Linked DNA regions of Homo sapiens: region 1 is linked to region 2. Evidence: chromatin loops called from intact Hi-C (ENCODE). Cell type or tissue: heart left ventricle. All regions are shown on one strand.

Region 1 (8,000 bases), 390 kb after region 2:
AGGCCAAGGTGGGAGGATTACTTGAGCCTTCGACGTGGAGGTTGCCGTGAGCTGAGATAGCACCACTGCACTCCAGCCTGGGCGACAGAGTGAGACCCAGTCTCCAAAACAGACAAAAAAAAACCCACAAAACAAATAGTTACTGGGATCATTTCATTGTATGTTGGTCACAAGGTCACCACTTATGCAGTCTCTGCCACAGGGCCATCTGGAGCTCTCCTGGTTCCCACCTGTCCCAAGTCTGCTTCTCAGGCTTAGCTGATCATCTGAGCCTCCTTTCTGCATCCAGTAAACCCCATCGGCCTCAGTGAGCCAGATCCAGTTTCTGTTGCTGGAAACCAAAGAACCCGACTGGATAGCTCCCCCCCACACACAGTGCATGTGTTTTGTAGGGGAATGACTCCTACAGTCTACTTCAGGGTGGGCATGTCGCCTAAGCCAGGCCAATCAGAGCAGCCAACAGTCAGTGGGCCTCACTCTAGTTTACTGAGAGTCACTGGGATATTGCTGGAACTCTCACAAGGGAGAAAGTGTCTTTCCACTGGGCTTTGCTGAGCTGGTAGGATAGCAGACCAGAGTTGATGGGGGCCATCACCATCACTGTGAGGGAAGAGCTTTCCAGGGGATGAAGTCAACAGCAAAAATCACAGATGAGAAAGGGAGACAAATGCTTCATAGTATCACTAGAGCTCCTAGATCCAGCCTCTCCTGAAACCCCTAGACTTTCCCACTGCTGGGCCAATGATGTCCCATTTTGACTTAAGTCAGTGGAATTGGGCTTACATCCTTTGCAATCAAAACACGCTTCTGTTTAACACAGAGACTACAACACCCTGAAACAAATTGCAATCTCCGCATTTCTTCATGGACAAATGGTGTAACTAACTAAATGTGAGAACGCAGCGCACAGCAGTGCCTCCGTACCTGTCACTCACCTTTCAGTCCCCTAGGAGGACTCAGGCATGAGCTTGCCAGCCAGAAAAAAGGAAGGAAGCTGCAGGCTATTTCTCAAATTCACATTCCAAGGTGAACAACAGGAGCCTCACCTCCCCCTGCTCGCTAAACTCACACACATTCCCACATCAGCTTTTCATCACAGTATCGGGCCACCCAAAGTATTCCAAAATAGACCATCTAAATTCTAAGAAGACAAGCAAAGCCAGTGTTAATGAAATGTATAATGCCTGTTGTAGCTCACAGGTTAGTTTTACATCAAGTTTATGGGCCTGGAGCAGTACATTTATAATGTATGATGTGTGCATGTTTACTACATTGGCGCACCCACATATAATCAACGTGGACTAGAGATTTATGGCCATCTTTATAAGACTTGGAGTATAATTTCATTACTTTTAAATATTTACAGAGGCTGAAAGTTGTAACTTTCCTTTTATGGCGTAGTGTGGGATACTGTGGTCCTGTCTGTGATGTGTTTAATACTCAGTCCTCATTTAGAAAAACCCCGAGGACAGCCCTGGGCCTTTTGGGGACAAGCAGCTCTCTGAGGACCCCACAGGAGGCCCTGGGGAGGAGGAGGAGTTCTGAGCAGACATGAACCCCAGTGGGTGGGCGGGCAGGTCTGTCTCAGGGCTCAGAGGAGACCCTTCCCTGTGACCCAGAAGCTCAGAGGAGACTCCTGGGAAGAGGCAGGACTGGGCTGAGCCTGGAAGGGCAAGTGGGGCCTTAGGAAGGGAGCAGCTGGGGGGCGGGGCTTCCCAAGAGAAACCACATGATGCTGTGGTCGACGTCCCCAAGCTCTAAGTCACTCAGGTTTCATGCTGTTGTGTCTCCATAAATCTTCCCCAGACAGAGTAGAGAAAGAAGGACAAAGCATAAATCCACAGAAGTTGGACGATCCTTATTTTGGGAGGGAGAGTCTAGGTCAATGTCTGGTTCTGGATGCATGGTTGTAAGCAGGAACTGTAGGGAGGCACTGGTGACATGGGTGGGATCAATACGCAGCTCTCTCCAAAGGATCTGAGTGAACCCATTGAAAAAGACCCCTCCCACATCCCAGTGGTTTCCACAGTGACGAAAGGAGACTAAAGGTTGTGTGTGTGTAAATTAGCAGCAGAGTCAGCTGCAAGTGACAATAAACCCATTATAAATGTGCCTTAGGGAAGACATAAAATGATTTGCCTCTGTGGTAAGCAAAGCCCAGAAGTAAGTAGCCAGGGCTGATGGAATAGCTTCACTTGGAAAAAGGATTCAGGCACAAACCAGTTATTCAGTCAAGCACAACGCATTACACACCTCATAATTCAATATGGCTGCTTGAGCTCCAGCCATCACACTCACATTCCACTTAGCAGTGGGGAGGGAGGTGCAGAAACATGTGTTCCTGTTCCCTGAAGACACTTTCTGGAAATTACACATGGCCCTTCTGTTCCTGTTCCATTGACAACACCTTAATTACACATTCACATATATAATCGCAAGGGAGGCTGAGAAATGTAGTCATTATTTTGGGTAGCTATGTGCCAGCTGAATTCTTTCTTCCTGAAAGAGGAAAGGGAGAACAAAATTGGAGGAAGTCAGCAGTCTCTTCCATTCTGTACATGAATGTTTGCACAGGTGAGGCCCCTAGGTGTATTGTGGGAATGTGTCCACACCTGTGTTGGAAGCATTGTTCACCATCAGTTATTAAGCATCCACTCAAGAAATTCTGCTGTGTAAGAAAATGCATGGATAATAAATGCATATGGGCCATGGATTCTATGGAAATAAATATATGTATACGAATAGATATGGGTATAAGTGTAATTGTGTATGCTCATGCTCACATATGTATTCCCTAATTTGCTTATTTATTCAGCTAGTATTTCCTGAGCCCCTACTATGTGTCTGGGACTGTTTCACACACTTGTGATTTAGCATGGTAACATGGCAGTCAAGGTCATTGATCTCATGAAATTTAGTCTATTGGAAGAGATGGACAAAACCCAAGTACATGAATAATCAAGTAAGATAATATCATCATGACATTTGTGTAATGAAGAAAATAAACAGTGTGGTGCTTTAGGGATCAATGGGGAGAACAGGGTGCACCCATGACGGACAGGAGGGTTGTGGAGGGTGTCCCTGAGGAGGTGACATTGAAGAAAACCCATCGGCCCAGGTACCGCCAGGCATTTGTTTCCAGCTCACTCCCCTTCTCAGAGCTCCAGGCGCTGAGCTCCAGATGCCACCAAAGTTTATTCTGCCCCAGGTCCACGTGGCCCAAGGGAAGCTCCTGTTTCTCTTGCACAACCTGCCCCTCCCTCCCTCAGGCTGCCTCATGCAGCCCGTGGATGCACTATGTACTGAATGCTGGAGGGGCTGGGTAAGGAGCAGTCCAGGCAGAGAAAGCAGCAGTGCAAAGTCCCTGGGGCAGGAAAGACAATCCTCTAGTGGAGGATAGAAAGGAGGCCAGGGCACAGCCAGCCCCAGGTGACCCTGAAATGAAGGAGCCAGGTGAGCCCCAACACCACCCTGCTGACCTCCCACTGGGACTCCCCACTGGGGGGACACATCAAGAATCAGAAGCAAGGGAGCCTTGTGGTGTGGGCCACCTGGTCAGCCTGCAGGTCACAGAGAAGGGGAAGGTGGGGAGAGGACCCGGAGGACAAAGGGCAGTCATGTGGCACAGGCTGGGGCCAAGGCCGGGGCGCTGGCATTCATTCTGAGTCAGGTGGGAAGCCGTGGGGGCAGCAGGCAGAGAGATGACAAGGCCTGACTTGCAGGTTTAAAGTGTCCTGTCTTTGCCATGGAGACAGTAAACTGCAGAGGCCCCGGGTGGAGGCATCTGCGGTGACCCAGGGAGAAGTGATGGGGGCTCTGCCTAAGTGTGGACAGGGCAGGTGTGCAGAGGCGGCCTGCCTTGGGTCAGAGTGGAAAAGCCACACTGAGGGACTCCAGGTGGCTCTCAGGTCTGCCTTGAACAGTAGAGTGACAGCCCCGTCCCTGGACAGAAGCAGCCTGAACGTCTGAGCAAATGGCGGGATCCAGACCCTGCTGGATGCTGGGGGTGAGAGCTGGAATGGGACAAACAGCCTCTCGCCCTGGGCCACCTCCAGAAAAGTCCACCTCGGGCCTCAGAAGGTGCAGACAGCGGGAATGAGCGAGGTGCCCAAGGGTGGCCCCGCGCCAGGGCACCGCTGTCCTCACATTTTCTTTCCCATCCATTAGGAGGAAATGCACTGGGGCCACAGCCGGCTTCCTGCTGAGAAATCAATGGCTCATTAGAGTTCACCTTTGCTTCCCCTCTGCCCTCAGGCTATTAAAACTGGCCAGGACAGAGCAAGACTCAGCCTACCCAGGAAGGACAGCAGGCCCCGCCCCTCCTGCAAGGCCACTCCAGCCAGGGCAGCAGCTCTGTCCCCAAGACCCCCCGGCAGCCTTGCTGAGGGCCTGGCCCCGGCCCTGGCCCTGGCCCTGCAGAAAGGAGACCACGTCAGCCTGGAGTGGAGCAGGCGCAGCTGTCCTGCATCCCCAGTTCAAATCCTGTCTCCACCACTCATGGGACCTGTGACCCTGGGAGTCACTTCCCCTCCCTGGGGCACAGCCTCCCTGTCTGTAAAATGAGGTTTACCATGAGAGTATCAGCGCTCCTCTTGCAACCAGAGGCTCCACTGGTTTGAGCAGAGAAAGCAATAGATTAAAGGGTTGTCAGGGGCTTTGGAAACTCTGCGAGGACAGAGAGACAAGTGTGGGGGGCTATGCAGGCAGCAGGACATAGGATCCCTGGCAGGACTGATCCCTGGGGATCCAGCATTGCTGCTGTGGCCACAGATACCGCAGCCTGCACCCTGACACCCACCCAGGGGCCACGGTGCAAATTCCTCCCCCACACTCAGTCCAGGTGGTTCAAGCCCCTTCTCCGCACAGAGATGTCACGTGACCTGGGTCTGGCCAGTAAGATCCGTAGACTGTCTGGGCCAATGAACGTCACCCCAAGGTTGTGCCAGACTCACTGGGAAAGAGCCCAGTTTCTGCTGAGGGTGCTAAGTTGGAGGATGGAAGCCTGGCTGCTGGGGACCTGCCTTGCCACTACCTGAAGGGCCAGTCTGAGAACTCCACTGACACAGAGGGAAGCAGGGCTGAGAGATGGAGAGAAGGCACCCTAGTGACACTGTAAGAGCCCCTGGATGCAGCTGTGCCTGAAGCCACATTGTGAATGTGGAACAGCAAACCAGACATTTTTGTGTCTTTGTTCTTGGTTTTGTTGCAGTCCTTGATTTGGGTTCTGCCACTTGCAGCCGAAAGATCAAAAAATAATACAAGAAAACACCTGGCATGCCATAGGTCAGTGTTAATTCCAACACTGGGGGAGGAGGGTGTTAGAGGTGAGCAGTGGAGGTGAGGAAAGGAGAGAGATGAGAGCCCCATGCACTTCTTACCCATATCCTCAAGGTGATGGGATTCCACCATCTGTGACATGAAGACCTGGGGCAGGGGTCCGGGCACTGCAGGGAGGGGCCCTCCATTCTCATCAGCTCCTCTCCCCTCCCAGAGGTGAGCAGACATCCTCCCAGGGGACCCAGGGTCCTGATGTGGAGTGTGTCCAAGGGAGTTTATCGGAGGGCAGGGAAGGGACCCCAGACATCTGCTTCCAACTGTTGCCCTGTTCTCTGTGCCAACAGCCCACCCAGGGCAGCAGCGTTGTGGAATCTTCTTCCCACTCACACCTGGAGAAAACGCCTCATGGAGATATGGGCAGAGCCTGGTATTTGGCACCAAACACACCTGAGTGCCTGATACCCTCTGTCACTCACTGGCTGTGTGACCCCAGGCCGGTCACCTCGCCCTCCCAGCCTCAGTTTCCTGGTCGGTGGAATGGGGGTAATGGTAACATAGATTAAGGGAGGCTTAAGGGAGTCGACATGTATGAAAGTGCCTGGTACATGGCAGGTGCTTGGAATGTGCGCCCTGGTTTTTCCCTCCTGCCAAGAGGCCTGGTGGGTGCAGGAATGACAACTGAGTCCACATCTGCCCTTGGTCAATTAAACAAAGTGGCTCGGAGCGTGAAATGCAACTCCTGGTCTGTTTTCAGGACTCAATAACCATTCGTGTGGCCATTATCACCATCGTCACCATTGTGATTGTTATGGGTTGTGGAGACGCACACCTGACATGCTGACTTGGGGAGATCTGGGCACTGATCAGAAGCGTGTTTATGTGAGGTGCTCATAGCCTGTGATGGTCAGGGAGAGCCTTCCAGAAGAGGACCTGAAGTGGCATCCAAAGTTCATGGGGGCTTGGGTGAGGTAGGGAGTGCTGAGGAACAATAGCTCTAACACACGTGCAGCTGCTGCTTATCGATGCGTTCACTGTGGGCAGCTGGGGCCTGGGTGCTCCAGGTGCCTGAGCTCATTCAATCTCCACAGCCCCAGGAAGTCGGTGTGAGTTTGATCACCCACATTTGAGGCTGAGGCAGGAGAACTGCTTGAACCCAAGAGGTGCAGGTTGCAGTCGGCTGAGATCGTGCCACTGCACTCCAGCCTGGGCAGCAGAGCAAGACTCTGTCCCAAAAATAAAAAAACGGTTACTGATGAGGCAAGTGAATGGCAGACAGGTTAGTAACTTACCCAAGGTCACACAGCAATGAAGTGGCAAAGTGGGGATCTGATCTCAGACAGCTGCGCCCAGGAGTCCACCCTCTTGAACCCTACGCTGTGCTGTCACTACGGTGGCTCTTCCTCGTATCCTCTCCCCGTGATTTTAAGACGCACTGAATTTTTAAGGACAGCATTAACTTGACATTGAGGGAAGATTTTCCGCCTTGTGGCCCATCCACTGCCATGCTCTTGCAGTGTGAGGTCACCGCACCCCACCATCACACGTGTGCCAGTCTGCATTTGTCACCCACCTGCATTCCCTGTCCTGCTGTGAGGTGTGACCACCTGATGGCCCCATTCCAGTGTGTTCATCCTCAGAGATGTCAAGAAAGCAGCTGGGTGCAAACGAGTCCTATTTAGAGACCAGATGAGGCCCATCTCAGCCCACCGCTCAAATGGGGAAAATGTACCTTCGTTATTTTCTAAAACTTCACTTAGTCTTGGCAGCATTAGAGCAAGCTGGTTGAAGCATAGACTCTGGATCTAGAATGCCTGGTTTGCATCCACTTCCTCCCAGCAGTGTGACCCTGGCCAAGTTTACTGGAACACACTGTTTCTCCACTGAGCATGCTGTGCCTCAGTTTCTTCATCCATGTTGTGGGGATAACAGAATCTTTCCTTAGTATGGCTGAGAAGATTAAAAACTCTTTCCCATAAGAGTACTTAGATCAATGCCTGTAATGATAGATCTTATTATTTCTATTTGAGTCAATATTCTGCACGGGCAGTGGAAACGTAATCTTAGACAATTTGGGATTGATGCTTTCCCTTTTCTGAGTCTTTACCTGGTACCAGGTGACAGCAGGGACCAACATGGTGCCCAGGCACCACCTCCCAGAGCCAGTACTTGCTGGGACATCCATTCTTCAGCCTGGATCATGAGTGTCAGCTCAAGTGGTTGCCACGGAAGTGCTCCTTGTGGCTGAATGATGGTCCTTCCTGCCAATCTCTACTACTTCAGTGTTGCTTGAGGCACATGTAAAACACCTCATAGATCCTGCACCAGGGGAGGGAGGTGAAGGGCAGGCACTCCGCCACCCTCAGGACCCGACTGCCAATCCAGGAGTTACAAACGCAGATTTCTAAAGGGGTGGGCAAATGACCTAAGTGGGTAGATGGGCTAGCGGGGCTGCAGAAGAGCCCTATGTATAAGGGTGGCCACTTCTCAGCTCTGCCAAGCAGTTGTATAAGGGAAGGCAGACCCTGTAGAGCTTTTCTGTTTTTAAAGAAGCCAGAGTCGTTTGTGTGAAATAACCTATTAAAAAAAAAAATTGGCAAAAAAATGTTCAAAGAACCATGTGAAGGCAAACATATTGGAAAGGAAGAAATGAAACTATCCCTATTTGCATTCGACACACTTGTCTATATAGATAATTCCAGCAAATCTCAAAAACAAAAATGAAA
Region 2 (8,000 bases):
GGATGGATGGATGGATGGATGGATGGATGGGTGAATGGATGGATGGATGGATGGATAGATGGATGGATGATGAGTGGATGGATGGATGGGTGAATGGGTGGGAAGGTGGATGGATGAATGGATGGATGGATGGGTGAATGGGTGGGAAGGTGGGTGGATGGGTGGGTGTTGGATGGATAGATCAATGGTCGTGCATTGCTCCTGTCAAGCTGATCTGGAGGCCCCTGCTCCTTCTGGGGCCGGTATCAAACACAGAAACCTTAGGGAGACTGATCTGGGTCCCCTGTGTCTAATGCCCCAGGAAGGTGGCCAGAGTCCCTGATGGGTGTGGTGTGTGGCTTTGAGTACAGCAAGGGCCTGGGTGGAGTTCAAGGAGGCACCAAGGCCCAGGCAGGGAATAACTGCACCTCGAGTCTAGGTCAAGCTCAGTCTTGCAGGCATTTTATGTTTGGCCCACATGGTGCTTTTAAAACGGACTTTTAGCAATACTTAAAAATCAGGAGACTTCATAGAATAACCCCTGGTTTCTTGCAAAAGCAAAGAATTAAGTTTCAAAGGGCCTTGCTTCCTTCACATAACAATTAGCCAGACCTGGGGAGTGGCCGTCCCTTTACATGGTACCTTCCTGCCAGTTCACTGCCACCCCCAACGGGCCCGTTCACCCATTATGTCCTCGCCTCGCCCCTTCAGACATGTGCGTTCGCAGCCCCTGCCTGGTTGGCTGTTGGATCCAAGAGAATGGCAGAGAGTGCCCACCCCACAAGGTGCAGGAGCTGTGGGGTATTTTCATGTGCCCCCAAGTGGCCCAGAAGTAGCAGAGAGAACAGCTGGGCTAGGAGGGCTGTGGGACCAGCACAAGGAGCGTGTCCAGGATGCCCACGATCCAGGCTGCAAGACGAGTGTCTCAGCAAGTGCTGACTCAGAGGGATGTGACCCAATGACCATGTTAGTTCTCACTGTCACCTGGTACCAGGTAAACCCTCCAAAAAGGGAAAGGGCCACCCTAAATTGTCTGAGGTCAAACTTCCACTACCCATGCAACACAGGGACTCAAACAGAAATAATAGTGAACATGGCAGGCATAGCTATGTCTAAGTCCTTTTATGAGAAAATGTTTTTAAATGTCCCAGCCACATGAAGAAAACATTCTGTTACTGTCCCATTTCATAGATGAGGAAACACACGTTCAAGCCCAGCGTGTTCAAGTATACTTGGCTAAGGTCACAGGGCTGGGAGGAAGCAGGTGCAAACCAGGCATTCTGGATCCAGAATCTGTGCTTCAACCAGTTTGCACTAATGCCACCAAGATATTGTGAAGTTTTGCAACAAAAGGTGCATTTCTGCCACTTCACTGGTGGATTGAGGTGTGGCTTCACCTCCTCTCTAAACAGGACCCGTAAACACCAACTGCTTTCTGGACCTCTTCAGGCTGAGGCTGCCCTGTTGTACAGACAGTGAATTGGAGGGCATGTGCCCATGTAAACAGCTGGGCTGTTTGGTGTGGGGGTGGGCGGGGGCACTGCAGCCTGACCTTTGCTCCAGCCTCTTCCTTCCTTGGGGAAGTGGTTAATTGGTTCGCCAGGCCAGAGGGTCACTCCTAGAAGCCCCTGGGACACGATCGATTTCTACTCAGAAAGCCTCAGCCTGGACCAGCTGTCACTTGTCAGTGTCACTGGGGAGTCACGTGGGCTGGAGAAGAAAGTGCCCTGAGCTCCATCCTCAGCCACATGGGCTCAAACTCCCAGTACAGAGACTCCCAGCCCAGCCTGCCCTCAAATAGAAATGCTTGTTAACAGGTCCTGCACTGCTCAGAAAAGAGTCATAAAATACTGTAACCTAGCCAGACAAGTTATTTTATAAAGGTCAGTAAATGCCCAAACATGCTAAACAGTGAAATGACAGCAATTCGAATCAAATGTTATTTATTATATGATAAAATGTTTTCTATATGTACATCTGTGAGCATGACCACGCTGAAATGAAGCCGTGGGGTGTTCACACCTAAGCACAAGAGGACAGTGAACATGGGGGTGCAAAGGCAGACTGACACGCTTGGTGCCGTAACCTCACAACACAAGAACACGACGGTGGGTGTGCCGCAAGGTGGACAATCTTCCCTCAATGTCAAAGGTTGATGCCGTCCTTAAAAATTCAGCACATCTTGGCTGGGTGTGGTGGCTCACACCTGTAATCCTGGCACTTTGGGAGGCCGAGGTAGGTGGATCACCTGAGGTCAGGAGTTCGAGACAGCCTGACCAACATGGCAAAACCCCACCTCTGCTAAAAGTACGAAAATTAGCCAGGCGTGGTGGCGCATGCTTGTAATCCCAGTACTTGGGAGGCAGAGGTAGGAGAATCGAACCCAGGAGGTGGAGGTTGCAGTGAGTAGAGATCGCGCCATTGCACTCTAGCCTGGGTGACAAGAGTGAAACTCCATCTCAAAAAAAAAAAAAAAAAAAAAAAAATTCAGTGCATCTTAAAATCACACGGAGAGGATAAAAAGAAAACCCTTTGTGGTGACACAACAATGTCCACCATGTCCCTCCTCCTTTCGAGGACACGGGTTGATTCTGGGCATGTCCTCTCTCCCCTGCAGCTGTGGCTGGAAGTCCAGGGCACTGACGCCCCCAGAGTACGGCCCTCACTGCACGTGGAGGGAGGCGGGTGTGCAATGCGCCAGCAGCCTTGTGGCTCACGGGGACACTGCCGGGCGCAGGTCCTGGACTGTTTCCCCAGTCCCCAGCAGTCTGAGCTCCCAATGCCTGCAGAGGTGACGTGTTGACACACCCAGTATCTATGGGGATGCCTTCCCTTCCCACACCCACTCCAGGGTTCCTGGGTCATGTCCCAAATAGACGACTTGCCCTTGAATCTGACTCAGGGTCTGCTTCTGGGGAGGCCAAACTGAGACCCCAACTGAGCGAGAATCTAGGTGTAGAGCCTCAGGAACGGGTTTCACCTCCTCGAATGTCTGGCAGGACATGAAAGCCCGGCTGGACCCGACACTGGCCCTGGTTGCGAAGGACTTTCCCATGCACCAAGGGCACAATGTCAGCACCCCGGCCCCGCCCACTGCTTGTCAGTGATGACCAAGTATGTTCCCACAATTCTTAGAACTTGCCCGGGGTCAGGACCACCCATCCTGAGAATTCCCACAGCTGATCCCTCCAGACAAGGACTGTGGGATCCACAACCCGGACAGCCGCCTGGGAGCTCTGGTCTGTGTGGAACAGAGGCTGACTGCCCCTGTCCCTTCCCGTTTCCATCTGTGCGGCCACCTGTCCTCCCTATTTCAGGCAGGAGGGGAAACTCCTTTGTCTCCCACCTTTGCCCTCACTGTGATGCCTCGGGTGCCTTCCTTGGAGGGTGCAGTGCACCGTTCAGAGGTCATGAGCGCTGGCATGGGCGGAACCACTCCCAGATGGGTTTTATTTCATTCACGGAAATGGCCCCCAAGTGTACTGAAAAGTGGAATCTGTAGTCAAAATGTTTAAATAAGGAGACTTTACATTTAAAGAACTGCATTTCCAATTTCTCTTGAGTAATCACAAGTTGTGGGAACACAGGTGACATTTGCCCTTGGTAGGGAATCCCTGAGCTGAGCTGCAGCTGCCCCTCCACACAGGGCCTGTGCTCCCCACTTTGCCACAATCCCCACTCCTCCCTGTTGTCCCCACTCCTGGCCTGTTTCACTCACTCACACCCCCTGCCTTGCTCCTGTGAGTTTGTGTCCCTGCCAGACTGGGGACTCCACACTGAGGCTGAGGTCACCCCACTCTCTCCCAACGTTGCAGAGCTGTTACAAGGACAAATGAGATCATGAGTATAAAGTGCCTGGAACGTAGATGAGCAATACAGGTCAGACAATCTTAGGATTATGGTTACTGTTTATAAAGTTATAGAGACGGCACAGTGTAGGGTCAGGAGGGTAGGCTCTGCAGTATGGCTGCCTGGACTCAAATCCCCACTTTGCCATTTCATCTCTGAGTGACCTTGGGCAAGTTACTAACCTCTCTGCCACTCGGTTACCTCATCAGTAACCTGGATGATCAAAATTGCACCAACTTCCTGGGGCTGTGGGGGCTGAGTGAGCTCAGGCACCTCGAGCGCCCAGACCCCAGCTGCCCACAGTGAACGCATCGACAAGCAGCAGCTGCATGTGTGTTAGCACTATTGTTCTTCAGCACTCCCTACCTCACCTAAGCCCCCACGAACTTCGGATGCCACTTCAGGTCTTCCTCTTCCAAGAGGCCCTCCCTGACCATCACAGGCTATGAGCACCTCAGGTAAACATGCTTCTGATCAGCGCCCAGATCTCCCCAAGTCAGCATGTCAGGTGTGCGCCTCCACAACCCATAACAATCACAATGGTGATGATGGTGATGGTGGTGATGATGATGATGATGACGATGAATGGTTATTGAGTCCTGAAAACAGGCCAGGAGTTGCATTTCACTCTCTGAGCCACCTCATTTAACTGACCAAGGGTGATGAGGACTCAGGTGTCATTCCTGCACCCACCAGGCCTCCTGACAGGAGGGAAGGATTAGGACACACATTCCAAGCACCTGCTGTGTACCAGGCACATTTATACAGGTTGACTCCCTTAATTCTGTGGGATCTGCATTACCATTACCCCCATTCCACAGACCAGAAAACTGAGGCTGGGAGCGTGAGGTGACCGGCCTGGGGTCACACAGCCAGTGAGAGACAGAGGGTATCAGGCACTCAGGTGTGTTTGGTGCCAAATACCAGGCTCTGCCCGTATCTCCATGGGGCGTTTCCTCCAGGTGTGAGTGGGAAGAAGATTCCACAAGGCTGCTGCCCTGGGTGGGCTGTTGGCACAGAGAACAGGGCAACAGTTGGAGGCAGACGTCTGGGGTCCCTTCCCTGCACTCTCATAAGCTCCCCTGGACACACTCCACATCAGGATCCTGGGTCCCCTCGGAGGATGTCTGCTCACCTCCGGGAGGGGAAAGGAGCTGATGAGAATGGAGGGCCCCTCCCTGCAGTGCCCGGACCCCAGCCCCAGCTCCTCAAATCACAGATGGTGGCACTCCAGCACCTTGAGGATGCAAGTAGGAAGGGCATGGGGCTCTCGTTTCTCTCCTTTCCTCTCATCTCTCTCTCCTCTCCAGTCCTCTCCTCACCTCCACTGCTCAGCCCTAGGCCCCTGAGTGTTGGAATTAATGCTGACCTGTGCCATGCCAGGTGTTTCCTTGAATTATTCCTTGGCCTTTTGGTTGCAAGAACCCAAATCAAGGACTAGAACAAAACTAAGAACAAAGAAACAAAATGTCTGGTTTGCTGTTCCACATTCACAAGATGGCTTCAGGCACAGCTGCATCCAGGGGCTCTTACAGTGTCACAAGGGTGCCTCCTCTTGGTCTCTCAGCCCTGCTTCCCTCTGTGTCGGTGGAGTTCTCAGACTGGCCCTTCAGGTAGTGGCAAGGGGGTCCCCAGCAGCCAGGCTTCCATCCTCCAACTTAGCACCCTCAGCAGAAACTGGGCTCTTTCCCAGTGAGTCTGGCACAGCCCTGGGGTGACACTCATTGGCTCAGATAGAGTTATGGATCTTACTGGCCAGAGCCAGGTCACATGACATCCCTGTGCAGAGAAGGGGCTTGAACCACTTGGACTGAGAGTGGGAGGAGTTTGCACTGCGACCCTGTGGTGGGTGTCAGGGTGCAGGCTGCGGTATCTGTGGCCACAACATCAGTGTTGGGTCCCCAGGGATCAGTCCTGCCAGAGATGCTTTCTTGCTGCCTGCATAGCCTCCTCATCTGCTTCTTTGTCCTCCCAGAGGTTCAAGAGCCCCTGGTGACCCTGTAATCCATTCCTTTCTCTGCTCAAACCAGCCAGAGTGGAGCCTCTGGTTGCAAGAGGAGCGCTGATACTCTCATGGTAAAGCCTCATTTTACAGATGGGGAGGCTGCGCCCCAGGGAGGGGAAGTGACTCCCAGTGTCACAGGTCCCATGAGTGGTGGAGACAGGATTTGAACTGGGGACACCGGACAGCTGCGCCTGCTCCACTCCAGGCTGACGTGGTCTCCTTTCTGCAGGGCCAGGGCCAGGCCCTCAGCAAGGCTGCTGGGGAGTCTTGGGGACAGAGCTGCTGCCCTGGCTGGGGTGGCCTTGCAGGAGGGGCGGGGCCTGCTGTCCTTCCTGGGTAGGCTGAGTCTTGCTCTGTCCTGGCCAGTTTTAATAGCCTGAGGGCAGAGGGGAGGCAAAGGTGAACTCTAATGAGCCATTGATTTCTCAACAGGAAGCCGGCTGTGGCCCCAGCGCATTTCCTCCTAATGGATGGGAAAGAAAATGTGAGGACAGCGGTGCCCTGGCGCGGGGCCACCCTCGGGCACCTCGCTCATTCCCGCTGTCTGCACCTTCTGAGGCCCGAGGTGGACTTTTCGGGAGGCGGCCCAGGGTGAGAGAGTCTGTTTGTCCCATTCCAGCTCTCACCCCCAGCGTCCAGCAGGGTCTGGATCCCGCCATTTGCTCAGACGTTCAGGCTGCTTCTGTCCAGGGACGGGACCGTCACTCTGCTGTTCAAGGCAGACCTGAGAGCCACCTGGAGTCCCTCAGTGTGGCTTTTCCACTCTGACCCAAGGCAGGCCGCCTCTGCACACCTGCCCTGTCCACACTTAGGCAGAGCCCCCGTCACTTCTCCCTGGGTCACCGCAGATGCCTCTACCCGGGGCCTCTGCAGTTTACTGTCCCCATGGCATTGAGAACACTTTAAACCTGCAAGTCGGGCCATAATCTCTCTGCCTGCTGCCCCCACGGCTCCCCACCTGACTCAGAATGAGTGCCAGCGCCCCGGCCTTGGCCCTAGCCTGTGCCACATGACTGCCCTTTGTCCTCTGGGTCCTCCCCCAACCTCCCCCTGCTCTGTGACCTGCAGACTGACCAGGTGGCCCACACCACAGGGCTCCCTTGCCTCTGGCTCTGGATGTGTCCCCCCAGTGGGGAGTCCCATTGGGAGGTCAGCAGGGGTGGTGTTGGAGTTCACCTGGTTCCTTTTTTGGGGGGTTGCCTGGGGCTGGCTGTGCCCTGGCCTCCTTTCTATCCTCCACTACAGGACCGTCTTTCCTGCCCCAGGGCCTTTGCACTGGCTACTCCCATTGCCCGGACTGCTCCTTAACCCACTCCTCCGGCACTCAGTACACAGTGCAGCCAAGGGCTGCGTGAGGAAGTCTGGGGGAGGGAGGGGCAGGTTGTGCAAGAGAAACAGGAGCTTCCCTCAGGCCACATGGACCTGGGGCAGAATGGATCTCAGTGGAGATGTCAAGCTGGTGGCTGTCACTCAGAACCCAGAGCTTCGAGGAGGGGACTGAGCTGGAGGCAGATGTCAAGGGGGTGTCTTGGTTGATGTGTGTCCTGCAGTGTCACCTTGTCAGGGACACCTCTTCACCCCTCCCATCTACAGTGTGTGCTCCTGCTTCCCCCATGGATCCCTAAAGCAGCACATTATATTTTCATCACACAATCCTCATCATGCAATGATCATTCTTGGTGATTAGTGTTCAGCACTGCCTTTCGTCTTCCATTTTAACTACTGAATCTCAAGGGTCGAACACAATCCCAGCCTCATAATAAATGTTCAGTAGTGTTTGGCTAAATAAAATAATCAGTGAATACACAGTGTGCATTTAACACACACATACATTCATAGCCCTGTCCCACCTGTACACACTCACGCACCTGTGTGCATGAACACGCCCACCCTAGGATCCTTTCCTGATGGTGGGATTCTTGTGTCCAATGACGTGATACAGCTCCCTGGGAGGAGCTTCAAATGGTGCCCACCACAGAGCCAGTGCCCATCTTCACTGCCCCGTGGACACCTGTGAATTCGAACCAGACATTTACCTAGACTCTCTCTCCCAGCAGGAGCATCGCCAGACCTCTGTGGATTTGTGCTTTATCCTTGTTTCTCTGCTCCGGGTGTCTGGGGAGGATTTATGGAGGAAACAACATAATGAGACCTGAGTGACTTAGAG

What was found. Peaks named below come from ENCODE experiments on the same cell type or tissue, not always from the same donor. Only the 100,000 strongest peaks of a DNase experiment are listed, where the experiment ranks them.
Region 1: a loop joins it to region 2, with 5 times the contacts of the local background. A loop is called at or near these places in 6 of 110 quality-filtered maps.

What each region holds. Positions count from the first base shown.
Region 1 is chr20:48,594,431-48,602,430 of GRCh38, forward strand. No RefSeq gene overlaps it. Among named protein-coding and RNA genes, the nearest start is that of PREX1, 230 kb to the right of the region's middle. RefSeq lists an enhancer at 4,059-5,017. In heart left ventricle, no CTCF peak of the experiment used is centred here; no DNase peak of the experiment used is centred here.
Region 2 is chr20:48,207,660-48,215,659 of GRCh38, forward strand. No RefSeq gene overlaps it. Among named protein-coding and RNA genes, the nearest start is that of LINC00494, 150 kb to the right of the region's middle. RefSeq lists an enhancer at 5,661-6,485. In heart left ventricle, no CTCF peak of the experiment used is centred here; DNase peaks (open chromatin) are centred at 1,712, 2,641 and 3,102; H3K27me3 peaks cover 815 bases.